Regions from separate parts of the Mus musculus genome. Here region 2 is linked to region 1. A link is a contact called in ENCODE Hi-C or POLR2A ChIA-PET data. All regions are on one chromosome and are shown on one strand. Each heading gives the region's core, a stretch centred on a gene start or an enhancer-like site at or near the end of the contact. The rest is flanking DNA. Distances are from core to core; before and after follow the strand shown. Region 1 holds the start of Fbl (fibrillarin). Region 2 holds the start of Zfp36 (zinc finger protein 36).

Region 1 (5,806 bases), core at 1,886-4,385:
CCCTGGGGCAGGAGTTACAGACAGTTGTGAGCTGCTATGCGGGAATTGAAGCCGGGTCCTCTGAAAGAGCAGCCAGTGCTCTTCACTTTCAGCCTCCTTTAGCTGTGTTCAGAGTCCAGGTCTCACTACCTATCCTGACTAATCTGCAGCTCCCTAGGTAAACCAGGCTGGCTTCAAACTCAAGGACACACAGGCTCTCCTCTAGGTGCTGAGATTAAAGGAGTGTGCCACTGCAACAGTACTCCTAATGGTATTTGAAACAAAACAAAACAAAAAAAAACTTTGTTCTTTTCACTTTTTGTTTGCTTGTTCTTTGTCCTTTCTAACACACTTCACTTGAGGGGGGGGGGCACTGCAGCTCTAATAGGCCAGGCCCTGAGTTCAACTCCCCAGAATTCAAAAACAAACAAAAAACCCTGTGCAACTTGGTATCTATTTCAAACTAAGTTTTTGATTGTTTGTTTGTTTTGGGTTTTTAAAGACAGGGTTTCTCTGTGTAGCCCTAGCTGTCCTGGAACTCACTCTGTAGACCACGCTGGCCTAGAACTCAGAAATCCGCCTGCCTCTGCCTCCCAAGTGCTGGGATTAAAGGCGTGTGCCACCACGCCCAGTTCTAAGTTAAGTTTCAGCTTCAAAACTCTCAGACACCCCCAAGCCCCATCTCTACCCTCCCTACCTCACTATCCACAACAAAATCAGAATTCTTTTCTTGACCACGATTCCCTGAGAAGGGCATTTTTTTTCCTTTTTGAGTTCCCTGCAGGACCTTAATGTATAGCCTAAATTGAGATTCATCAACCCAGGCTGTCCCCCATCTGCAAATGGCAGGCTTTGAAATCTCATGCGAGCTGCCCCTCTTCCCAGCTCCCGCAGGCAGGCACAGCACTCCCGCACTTGGGTGTCTGACTAAGTGGTACAGACTCAGCCCACTTCTTGTCACGTTACATTTAACTGTCAGTCTCACTGGCACCCACAAGTTCCAAATGCACAAAAGGCTTTGTAATTATTCTGGTTACAGCATCTCAGCACAATCCAATGCTGACACCAACAATCAGTCAGCAAACGTCTGCCGATGACCTTGAGACAGGGTCTCCAGCTGCAATGGTTGATCAATCTGAATTTTTGACCCCCCCCACCTCGAAGGCAGGAAGATGGATGTTCACCACCACACCTATCCCTAGGTAGCACAGGAGAATAAAGCTATTGTCTCCCGAATGCCAGGAAGCACTTTATCAGCTGAGCCATATCCACAGCCCTGGATTCTGCCTCAGAGAAACCACTTGTTTTCATTCAGAAGAGAATGGTGTCCTGTAGCTCATATGGGAGGATGGCTATGCTACTGTTACTCAAGACCCTAAAGTAGCAAAGGTCTATGGGAATGATAGAAAAATCAAGGAACTGTATACACAAGAGTACTGAGGAGAAGAGCCACTAGCTCCAACCCTGGGCCTGACAGAACAGAGATCTGGCAAGCTGTTGGCATCCTCATGGCGACCGGTAGATAGCAGGGTCAACTCAGACACATAATACTCAATGTGTTATCAGGATCCATTTCTGGTCCTGGGGTTTTGAGGAAAATGAACCGAAAGGACTCACTACTCAACAAGACTTTTATGTTCACACACAGTCTGCTGTTTTAGAATCTGCTTTTCTCTACAAGTCTCCCCACCTCCAAACTAGCAACTCCAGCAACTGCTGCAATCACATGCCTGCAACCCAGCCACTTGGGAAGCCGAGTCTGAGGCTAGCCTAGGCTATTACAATAAGATGCCATTTCAATACACAAACATGAAAATAAAGGACCTTGTTGAGAATCGTCCACCATACTTTGTAGCACACCTCTGTTTAAAACAATCTCCCCCAAAGCTGCTTCGTATTCAAGACACAAACTGTCACAGAAGATTCGACTGTTCAACAATTCTCATTCTATCGTGTGATGGAGAAAGGTTGAGGGGAAAGCACAAATCACAGGATGCCAGGAGAACATCCAGACTAGCAATCCCTCCACCTTACTTCCCCAGACATCCAGAACAGAGCCCCAGATAGATATTCAACATGTCTGGGAGGGAGAGATGGGTCACTATCGCCTGCAGTGACTTACTCTCCATCTGTCCACAGGAACATGTGTGTCCACGCCAGACAAAAACCTGCAGTGGTGAAAACTGATCCTTCGGCAACAGGAAAAGCTCATGCTATCACGACTAATGTAGAACAGACTGGTGTTACAAACTCATTATCTAACTGTCTCCGCTTTCCGAGTGCTAGGATTGACAGCCCAGAGTAACCTATCACCAAGAAAACCACTTATCCATTAAGAACTCAAGAGAGAAACGAGAACTTTCTATTGTCAAAGCCAGAACTCTCGCCATCATCCACCATACAGTGGGCTCATCAGAAAAAAACGCGGGAAATAGGTGAGATGGATACATTTGTCAGGCCAGCCGTGGTGGCGCACGCCTTTAATCCCCGTACTCTGGAGGTAAAGGCTGGTGGATCTCGGCCAGCTAGGATCACGTGACAAGACGCTCTCAAAATCCAAACCTAAACCAACCCCTCTCAATTCCAATCACCTACCCCGCTAATAGCCGGGCTAGTAAAGTCGCTCTCACTACAGAGCAGGGACTCCCAGGTCCCCAGAGCCTCTACTCCTACAAGCCTTGGGTCCCGCCCCTCCCGGAAGCGCGGCGAGCGCCAGCCTGTGCACGCGAGCGCCGCACACCACGGAGCCGGAGATCCTCATTTACCCGGGGGGAAGCTGGGTTGGGGACCAAGGTATCGTTGACAGGGAGTGACAGTGGGTGACGGCGGCAACAGGGAAGGCTTGGGGTGGAGACAGGGGCCCTTTCATCTGCGACCCAAGTCGGATCCCCTAAAGCAATGCTCGGAGATCCAAGCCCCAACTCTGGGTCAGGGTCTGGAGGGCCGCACCGGCCGCTCTGAGGCGGCAAGCTTGTAGGCCGGCCGGTGAGCCGAGCTCACGGCCACATCCCCCGGCCCCGAGCGGCCGCGGTCCCCGCCCGCCGCGCCTAGAGCCCCCGACTCCTGCCCGCACCGTGGTCCTTACCTGGCTTCATTACTGCGTTCTGGTCGCGCGATTCAGGCAACCTGCGGCGTCCCCGACTCCACGAGTCTCAGGCTTTCGCACGTGGAAAGGAGCGCCTGCGCGCGGTGACGCACGGCGAGTGACGGAAGCGCGTAACCACGCCCCTTAGACGCGCGTCCCGTCTCCCGGAAGTCGGAGTCGGCCCCTTGGGTGGGAGTTCTGAATCCTTTTCCGGCTCTGTCGTGTCTCTACGCTCCTCACTTTTTCCTAGAGTGGCAAATTTTATCACAAGTGCGCTGCGACTTTTCCTCTCACTTATGCTAGCACTCCAGGAATCAGGGGTTATACCGATTTTTAAAAATTTATTATTTTTCAAAGACTTTAAATTTTTAAAATTTTATCCTTAGAAGTGTTTAGCTTGCATATTCGTCTGTCTGTGCACCACGCATACGCCATGGAAGTCAGGAGAAGGCGTCAGATCCCCTGGAACTAGAGTTACCGGCAATTAATTGTGAGCCGCCAAATAGGTGCTGAGACCCGAACCTGAGTCTTCATCAAGAGCATTATGTTCTCTTCACAGCTGAGCTATCTCTCCAGCACAGCCTTATGTTTCTGTTTGTTGTTGAGGTTTGTATTTTATGACAGGGTTTTGCAGTGGGGTCCAGGCTGAGCTGGAACTCGGGATCTCCTATGGTACACTTCGCTTTTCTATTTCTCCTTCCTTTTCCTTTTCCGCTCAAAGAGCTCCCTCCTTTACAGCGAAGAACAGGCATCTCACTGCTTCTGCTCTCTACCCCTGGCCTCTTACTGGAAATCTTCACTCACCCAAATGTTGTCGCAGCTGCTCCCAGGCCACTGCTGGTTTGCAGTTGTTTCTGCCTCTGTTCCTCCTCTTCAGGTCATGAATTCAGCCCACCCTACTGATAAAGATCACATCAGTCGAGCAACAACTGTTGCAGAAGGCCCAGTGTTAATGTTGCACCACCAGGAGGCAGCACAGGAGCGACCGGTCTCCAGAAGAAGCGTCCTAATAGCCAGAACTTACAGCCTTCCGTGCAACTGAAAGATCATTTGCACTAACCGCTGACTTTTTGTTGGGTTACCAGGGGAAATGGTTTCCCTCTGGCCTTGGTGAAGTGGCTGCCAAGGATTATAGAGGCTTCTGATGGCAAAAAGTCCATGTTAAACTCTTGGGGATAGTCAGGGCCAGGATAGTGCCTCCTAGAGCAGGAGTTGTCTTTTAGCATTAAGTGGTGGTCCATGCAGTATAGCTTCCTGGAGGTGTCTGTGGAGCATTCAAGAGCTGCCAGGCTGCCATGACAGTAGACCAGCTGGCTGCCAAGAGGGGTTTGCTTGGATGGTAGTCATTCAAGGCAGCCAAGTGCCAGGGAAGGGCTGGATGGTTGCCAGGGTGACAAATCACCCTAGCATCCAGCACTGGTTTTTGTTTTGTTTTAGACAAAATAAGCATTAAAGGGGATTCTTACAAGCCTGTAAGACACTGAAATGTTTTAGTGCTTACACATTGTGTGTGTATGTGTTCACGAGTGTGTGTGTGCCCACACACATGCAGGTATGCAGAGAATGGAGGAGGATGTACGGTGTTCTGCTCTATCACCCTCTCTCTTATTCTCTTGATTTAGGATCCTCACTGAACCCGGAGCTAGGCTGGTGGCCAGAAAGTCCCCTGTCTCACCACTACCACCCCAGCCCTGGTGTTACAGACACACAGGTGACCACTTCAATTTTTTAAGACAGGCATTAGGATTTGAACTCAAGTCCTCATGCTTGCTCAGCGCAAGATTTCTTACTTGCTGAGATACCTCCCAAGCTCCTAGGATTTCTTAAAAAATTAATTTAAATTCTTTCTTTCATTCTTTTTTTTTTGTTTGTTTGTTTGTTTGTTTGAGACAGGGTTTCTCTGTGTATCCCTGGCTGTCCTGGAACTCACTCTGTAGACCAGGCTGGCCCCAAACTCAGAAATCCGCCTGCCTCTGCCTCTCAAGTGCTGAGATAAAAGGCGTGCACCACCACTGCCTGGCTATTTTTATTATTATTATTATTTATTTAAAAAGTTCAATAAGGTCTGAACTTGGCAAGTACTATGTAAGAGTCAGCTAGGAAGTACTAGTTGTGAAGGTATGAGAGGGGTCGTGGAGAGCAGCTGAGATTTGGTAACATATGGCGGTGTTAGAGTCCCTGTGGAGAGGTCACTCGTGAAGGTGTGGCCTCAATTACAAAGGAGGTCCCAGGTTACTGCAGATGCCAAGACTGCTGAATGTCCACCAAGAACAGCGGCAGGTGTGATGTGGAACCAGGTTAAACCTGAGACAAGCTGTGTGCTGAGGACTGCAGAGTTGGAGAAGCTGGACTACCCAGGCTTTTGGGTGCTGGTGGGACTGATATAGGGCTGAGCCCTGCACTAGTGCTTGGAATTTTTAAAGAAACCTTGGACTTTTAGACTGCTGAAAAAATTTAAAGACTTAAATGTTTGACTGTGTTTTAAATTATGACATTCACACAAGACTTTGGGGGACAAGGAATTAAATGGTTATGCTTAAGGTGAAGTTTTTGTGGATCAACTTGATAAGGGATGGAGTGTCCTAGAAGAGTCCACTGGGGGTGGTACCATTCCTAGGCATGTGGTTGTAGGCTGTATAAGAAAACTCGGTAAGCACAAGCCTGGAAGGAGCCAGCAAGCAATGCTCCTCCAGTGTTTCTACTCTGATCTTGCTCGGGTTCCCAACTTTCCTCAGTAATTGA
Region 2 (5,806 bases), core at 2,023-4,522, 210 kb before region 1:
TACAGGTGGCATACTGGTTGTCCTCCCATGCAACAACCTCCCTGCCTGGACCACACTCACAGGCAATCACGACTGGCACACACACACACACACACACACACACACACACACACACACACACGTGCTGCGTGTGGCACACACACACACACACACACACACACACACACACACACACACACACACACACACACACACACACGTGCTGCGAGTACACGGCCCCTGCCCGCCCACTGGCTCTCACACCCCCGCGTTTCCCGTCCCTGCTTGTTTTTCTGGAAACTCAGCTCAGAGTTCACCTCCCCCTAGGCCGGAAGTGCTTGCTATATTTTTAGCCTCTCTGGTTTCCGCCCCTTTCTCTACCCCAGCCCCCAACCCCAGCGCGCACAGGACGTGGCCGCCTGCCCTGAGGGACCTTGGCCATCCCCTTCCCCACCGTCATTCCAGAGGGGATTCCCGGCCACTGTCTGGGCCGCGGATTTTCCCCGCTGGCTACGTGGGGAGCAGGGAGGAGTCAGGCTATGAACTTCCTCCTGGGATTGGGGCACACAAGCGGGGGCTGGACAGAACCCCGGACTCCTAGATCCAGAGAAAAGGGGCTTGGGGCCTAGATCTTTAAGTCTTAGACCTCTAGGTCGGAGGGAAGAGGGCCGCGAGTCTAAGGGAGCATAAGTGGGGCCTGGATTCCTGGTGCTGAAGGAGGTGATCTGTGTGTCTGGACCACTGGACAAGGAAAGGAACGGGTTGAGAGCCAAGGCACAAGGTGTGGGGCAGAAAAGAGCTAGCACCTGGCCCCGTATTTTAGATGACGACACACTTTGTGAGTCCTACGGCTTAAAGTCTTCATTTTCAGAGGGGTTGTCCTGCTTAAACCGTCTTCTATCCCCAACGCCCGCATCCTTTAGAGAGTAGCCCAATACCAGGCATCCAAGCTTTAATCCCAGTGACTCAGCAGATAGAGGAGGGGGCCAGGCTGAGTCAGGAATGGCAAAAGGTTCCCAGTCTCCAGGGAATCGAAACTGGAATTACTCCTCCATGATCCAGTCCCTGCTGGCCTCCAAAAAACCCCGACATGCCCCACCCCAACCCTCGCTTTTTGCGTTTGGTCCTAAAATTGGCTGGCTCAGGGATTTGTAAACTGGGCGGGAGGCAAGTTTTTGTGCCCCTCCTTCCCTTCTTTTCCCGTTGTCCTCGAGACTGTTTACAACAGACTGGAACCCTGGTTACAAGAGAAGGAACCCAAGCGTCCGGGCTGAGCGTCCTCGTCACGGCTTCCAGGAAGCCCCCCCTCCCCCGCCCTAAGCGAGTGAGTCACGGGCGAGCGGGAGGCCGCAACCGTGCCACAGCAGCCTATGGCCCGCCCTGCTCACGGGACCAGCCCAGGAAGGCCCCTTGGCCCCAGAAAGCGCTGCACCAGGGATTCCCCCCAACCCCCTCTCCTATGAGGCAAGCCAGTAAGTAGCCTGGCAGAATCTCCCTACCTCGATACGCAACGCACCGTGTGAGAACTTCCCAGCATGGTAATTACACTCCTGGCAATGATAACCCCCATACACAAGAACTCTTTTTCACTGGAGATATCCTTGAAATAACACTTTTGACTTGGGTGTGGCGGCCATGCCTGTAATCCTAACACTACTTGGGTGGTGGAGACTGGAGGATCGCAAGTTCCAAGCCGGCTAAGGAGACCGACTGAAAAGCAAAAACCTTACAGATCTCCAGAGAGTTGAGTTAAGACTGCTTGCATTACTAGAAACCCATTCAACGTTGAAGGTGGCCCATTCTTTCAATAGAGCAGAGCTTCCTCCCTAATAAAAGACGTAAGCTGTTCCAACCTTGAGTTTTCGGAAGCAAAACCTCTTAATTTAAACTGCAGCTTGGGTAAATGTGCTATCCAGCCATGCTAGACTAGGGGGTTGGAAGGGCACTGCTGAGCTACAGCTCAGAGCGGTCCCTACCTGGACCAACTGTCTTACAGGTTCTGTGCCTTCAGGTTTAAGTTTTTATTTCGCCTTTCTATCTTTCTGTAACCCACTTCCTCGCCTAGATTTGTTTCCCAGTCCCCTCTCCCTGTCTTACTGTCTCCCCACTTTGTAAATGTCATCTTTTTTTCTTTCTATAATAGGGTTGGCTCTAAGGAGTACATACCAAGTCGCTGAGACTTCGTTTTACTTCCTCCTTACCTTCGTGGTTTCTCTTTTTTTTTTTTTTTTTTTTTAAAAGTAGGACCTGGAACTCAATCAATAGCTTAGTCTGACATTGAACGCCTGATCCCCCTTCCTCCACCTCCAAATGCCAAGATTACAACCATATGCCACTGTCTTGTCTTTTGTTTTGTTTTTCAAGACAGGGTTTCTCAGCCGAGCATGGTGACACACGCCTTTGATCCCAGCACTCCGGAGGCAGAGGCAGGCGGATTTCTGAGTTCAAGGCCAGCCTGGTCTACAAAGTGAGTTCCAGGACAGCCAGAGCTATACAGAGAAACCCTGTCTCGAAAAACAAAAACAACAAACAAACAAAAAAGACAGGGTTTCTGTGTGTAGTCCTGGCTGTTCTGGAACTCACTCTGTAGACCAGGCTAGCCTCGAACTCATAGAAATCCGTCTGCTTCTGCCTTCCAAGTGCTGAAATTAAAAGTTTGGGCCATCAGTGATCTGGCATCTTTTTACTTCCTAAGAAAAGGGTCTCACCAAGTTACTCAAGCTGCCCTAGAACCCACTGTATAGTGGAGCCAGGCCTTGAACTACCAGTCTCCTGCCTCAGCCTCCCTGAGGGGCCGGAATCACAGTCCTAAACCAGCAGATCCTACTTGTGAATGTCTCTCACTGTCTCTTTGTTTTTCTCTCGGCTTCTGGCCATCTCTGTCTCTTCCAACTTGTCTCTCCCCGCCCCCGTCTGTCTCACACGCACACGCCCTCAGTCTCTGCCCTTGTCAATTGTCCCTAGAGCCCTGCCCCCACTTCTGCCCCAGTTCTCTTCCCGACTGCCTTCCACCTCTGAAAAACACTAGGACGCCCCGCTACCATCACCTCCAGTTGGTCGTACACAACCCTCCCTACTACCCCCCGAGAGGGGCCGGAGCTGCGGGAGGGCCAAGTTCAGGCACATTTTGCATGCTAACCAGCAGATAGGCGGAAGGGGCCTAGTACCAGGCCGGCCGAGCTACGCCGCGGGGGCGCGTCCCGGAAGCTCTAGTGGCCACGCCCCCAGGCCGCCCCATAAAAGGAGAAAGCTCCTGCTGCGGGCCACAGCCTGACTTCTGCGAACCGACAGTCGGTCTCTTCACCAAGGCCATTCGCGCCACCATGGATCTCTCTGCCATCTACGAGGTGAGTACCTGTTAGACAGCATCCCGGGATCCCCGACGCACCAAACTTAGGCCCGGGACGCCTCCGTACCTTCTCAGACTAGCCCTGGCTGGCTGGAAATGAGAGAGGGAGCCAGCGAGCCTAGCGCCTCGGTCCAGATACCGGCGATCCCCTTGGGACGAAAAGCTGGCACACTGCTGTCACTCGCGTAGGGCGGAAGCGGCATCACACCTGTCTAGTGCCCTTCGCTGCCCATGGCGCGGTTTGGTGGCCAAGCAGGTGCTAAGGTTGAGGTAGGGGGGGAGTTGACAGGGTAAGAGTTCTAGAGAGATCTGGCCTCCTGGGTCAGCTTTGGCCGGCTCCTTCAAGTTGTGAAACGAGCGCCCGGTGGGCGGTCATATGGGGGGGGGGGGAGTCCTAGAGGCCCAAAGTTGGCGAGCAGCAGTGTGCTTTGATTTGGGGGGGAACCCTCTCTCGATCGGGGATACTGGGCTTCCTAGATCCTTCTGGATTACCTTCAGTCATGTGGAAACACTCAAATCTCTGTAGTCAGGTTCTCCCTGGAGTTTGTGTGAGCCGGGTGGGGCTCAGGCCGAGAACCCACAAACCGGACTGGCAAGCTCGTGAAGTGCTTTACAACAGGGGCGGGGCGACGTCACCTTACCTTTTCTGGTGGCCTAACCGAACCCTGTTCCTCTCAGAGCCTCCAGTCGATGAGCCATGACCTGTCATCCGACCACGGAGGAACCGAATCCCTCGGAGGACTTTGGAACATAAACTCGGACTCCATCCCGTCTGGGGTCACCTCTCGCCTGACTGGCCGCTCCACTAGCCTGGTGGAGGGCCGAAGCTGTGGCTGGGTACCCCCACCCCCTGGTTTTGCACCTTTGGCTCCCCGCCCAGGCCCTGAGCTGTCACCCTCACCTACTTCGCCTACTGCAACTCCCACCACCTCCTCTCGATACAAGACCGAGCTCTGTCGGACCTACTCAGAAAGCGGGCGTTGTCGCTACGGGGCCAAGTGCCAGTTTGCTCACGGCCTGGGTGAACTTCGCCAAGCCAATCGCCACCCCAAGTACAAAACGGAACTCTGCCACAAGTTCTACCTCCAGGGCCGCTGCCCCTATGGCTCTCGATGCCACTTCATCCACAACCCCACCGAGGACCTAGCTCTCCCTGGCCAGCCCCATGTGCTGCGACAAAGCATCAGCTTCTCCGGCTTGCCCTCAGGCCGCAGAAGCTCGCCGCCACCTCCAGGCTTTTCTGGCCCTTCCCTGTCCTCTTGTTCCTTTTCGCCTTCCAGCTCCCCACCGCCCCCTGGGGATCTTCCACTTTCCCCTTCTGCCTTCTCTGCTGCCCCTGGGACCCCTGTGACTCGAAGAGACCCTAACCAGGCCTGTTGCCCCTCCTGCCGAAGGTCTACTACCCCCAGCACCATCTGGGGGCCCTTGGGTGGCCTGGCTCGGAGCCCATCTGCCCACTCTCTGGGATCCGATCCTGATGACTACGCCAGCAGCGGCAGCAGCCTGGGGGGGTCAGACTCACCTGTCTTTGAGGCAGGGGTGTTTGGGCCTCCCCAGACCCCTGCACCCCCAAGGCGTCTCCCCATCTTCAATCGTATCTCTGTCTCTGAGTGACAAGTGCCTACCTACCCAGTATGGATCAGCTAGATCTCAAAGAGAGGGCAGGGACTGCTCATTGCTGTGGGGACCTGGGGCACTCCTCTAAGTTAATAAGTCCCATCTTCTGGACATTCCAAGATGCAATAACCCATTTCCCTGGTGCTGGGCTGGGGCAGGTCCCTAGTTTGCAAATTCAGTGTTTGGGTGGATCCGTTCCTAGGGTACCTAAGATGTTTGAGGGAGACAGTTGACAGTTGGTCTTCCAGGCCCCAAGTCTTCTGTTGTTTTTGAGATAGGAGCTTATTATGGTACCCCAGGCTGGCTTTGAACTCAATATAATCCTGCCTTAGCCTTTTCCAAGTTCTGGGGTTACAGGTATGCACCAGCCCCTCTGCAACTCTGGTCTCCTGGAATCTTAAGTGCTGTGAAGAGCCGGCTCCCACAATACTATCCTAATTTTTACTAGACCCTGAAGTTCAGTGTCCGGTGGTCGAAGCCTCTCCTGAGAATCCTGGTGCTCAAATTTCCCTCCTAAAGCAAATAGCCAAAGCCATTGCCAAATCCCTTCTCCCCCAACCAGTGGGCCCTTTATTTATGACGACTTTATTTATTGTATTAAGATTTTATAGTATTTATATATATTGGGTCGTCTACTCCGTTTTTCTTTTTGTAATGTTAAAACTGATACTGTATTAAGTATATGCTATAATATATTAATATATTGCTACCGTACAAGTCTATTTTTTGGGGGGGGTTGGAATTTTTAAATAAAATCTTGAGTGTGAACTGAGATGAAATTTGTCTTTTTCGCGGCTCACAGCCTTGTGATGGTGGGTAAACTGACCTCCAGACCTTTCCGTGAGCAGTGCTGCCTGGGGG

Evidence for each region. A loop is a pair of places that touch in the nucleus more often than their neighbours do. ChIA-PET counts read pairs that join two places held with the same protein, here RNA polymerase II (POLR2A).
Region 2: a map of regulatory T cell shows a loop between it and region 1 (2.3-fold over the local background). The contact joins the promoter of Zfp36 here to the promoter of Fbl in region 1. A Hi-C loop is called at or near these places in 1 of 37 maps with a recorded cell type or tissue (regulatory T cell). POLR2A ChIA-PET finds 5 or more read pairs at or near these places in 2 of 5 experiments (Patski and embryonic stem cell).

The regions. Positions count from the first base shown.
Region 1 is chr7:28,167,077-28,172,882 of GRCm38, reverse strand. Fbl (fibrillarin) reads right to left here and starts at 3,135. Exons shown (of 9, transcript NM_007991.3): 1 at 3,065-3,135. The coding sequence starts at 3,074. It overlaps Gm31024 (a long non-coding RNA gene), which reads left to right and starts at 4,021. Exons shown (of 2, transcript XR_001778069.2): 1 at 4,021-4,775; 2 at 4,958-5,610.
Region 2 is chr7:28,376,694-28,382,499 of GRCm38, reverse strand. It overlaps Zfp36 (zinc finger protein 36), which reads left to right and starts at 3,272. Exons shown (of 2, transcript NM_011756.4): 1 at 3,272-3,326; 2 at 4,007-5,716. The coding sequence starts at 3,303. The coding sequence ends at 4,942.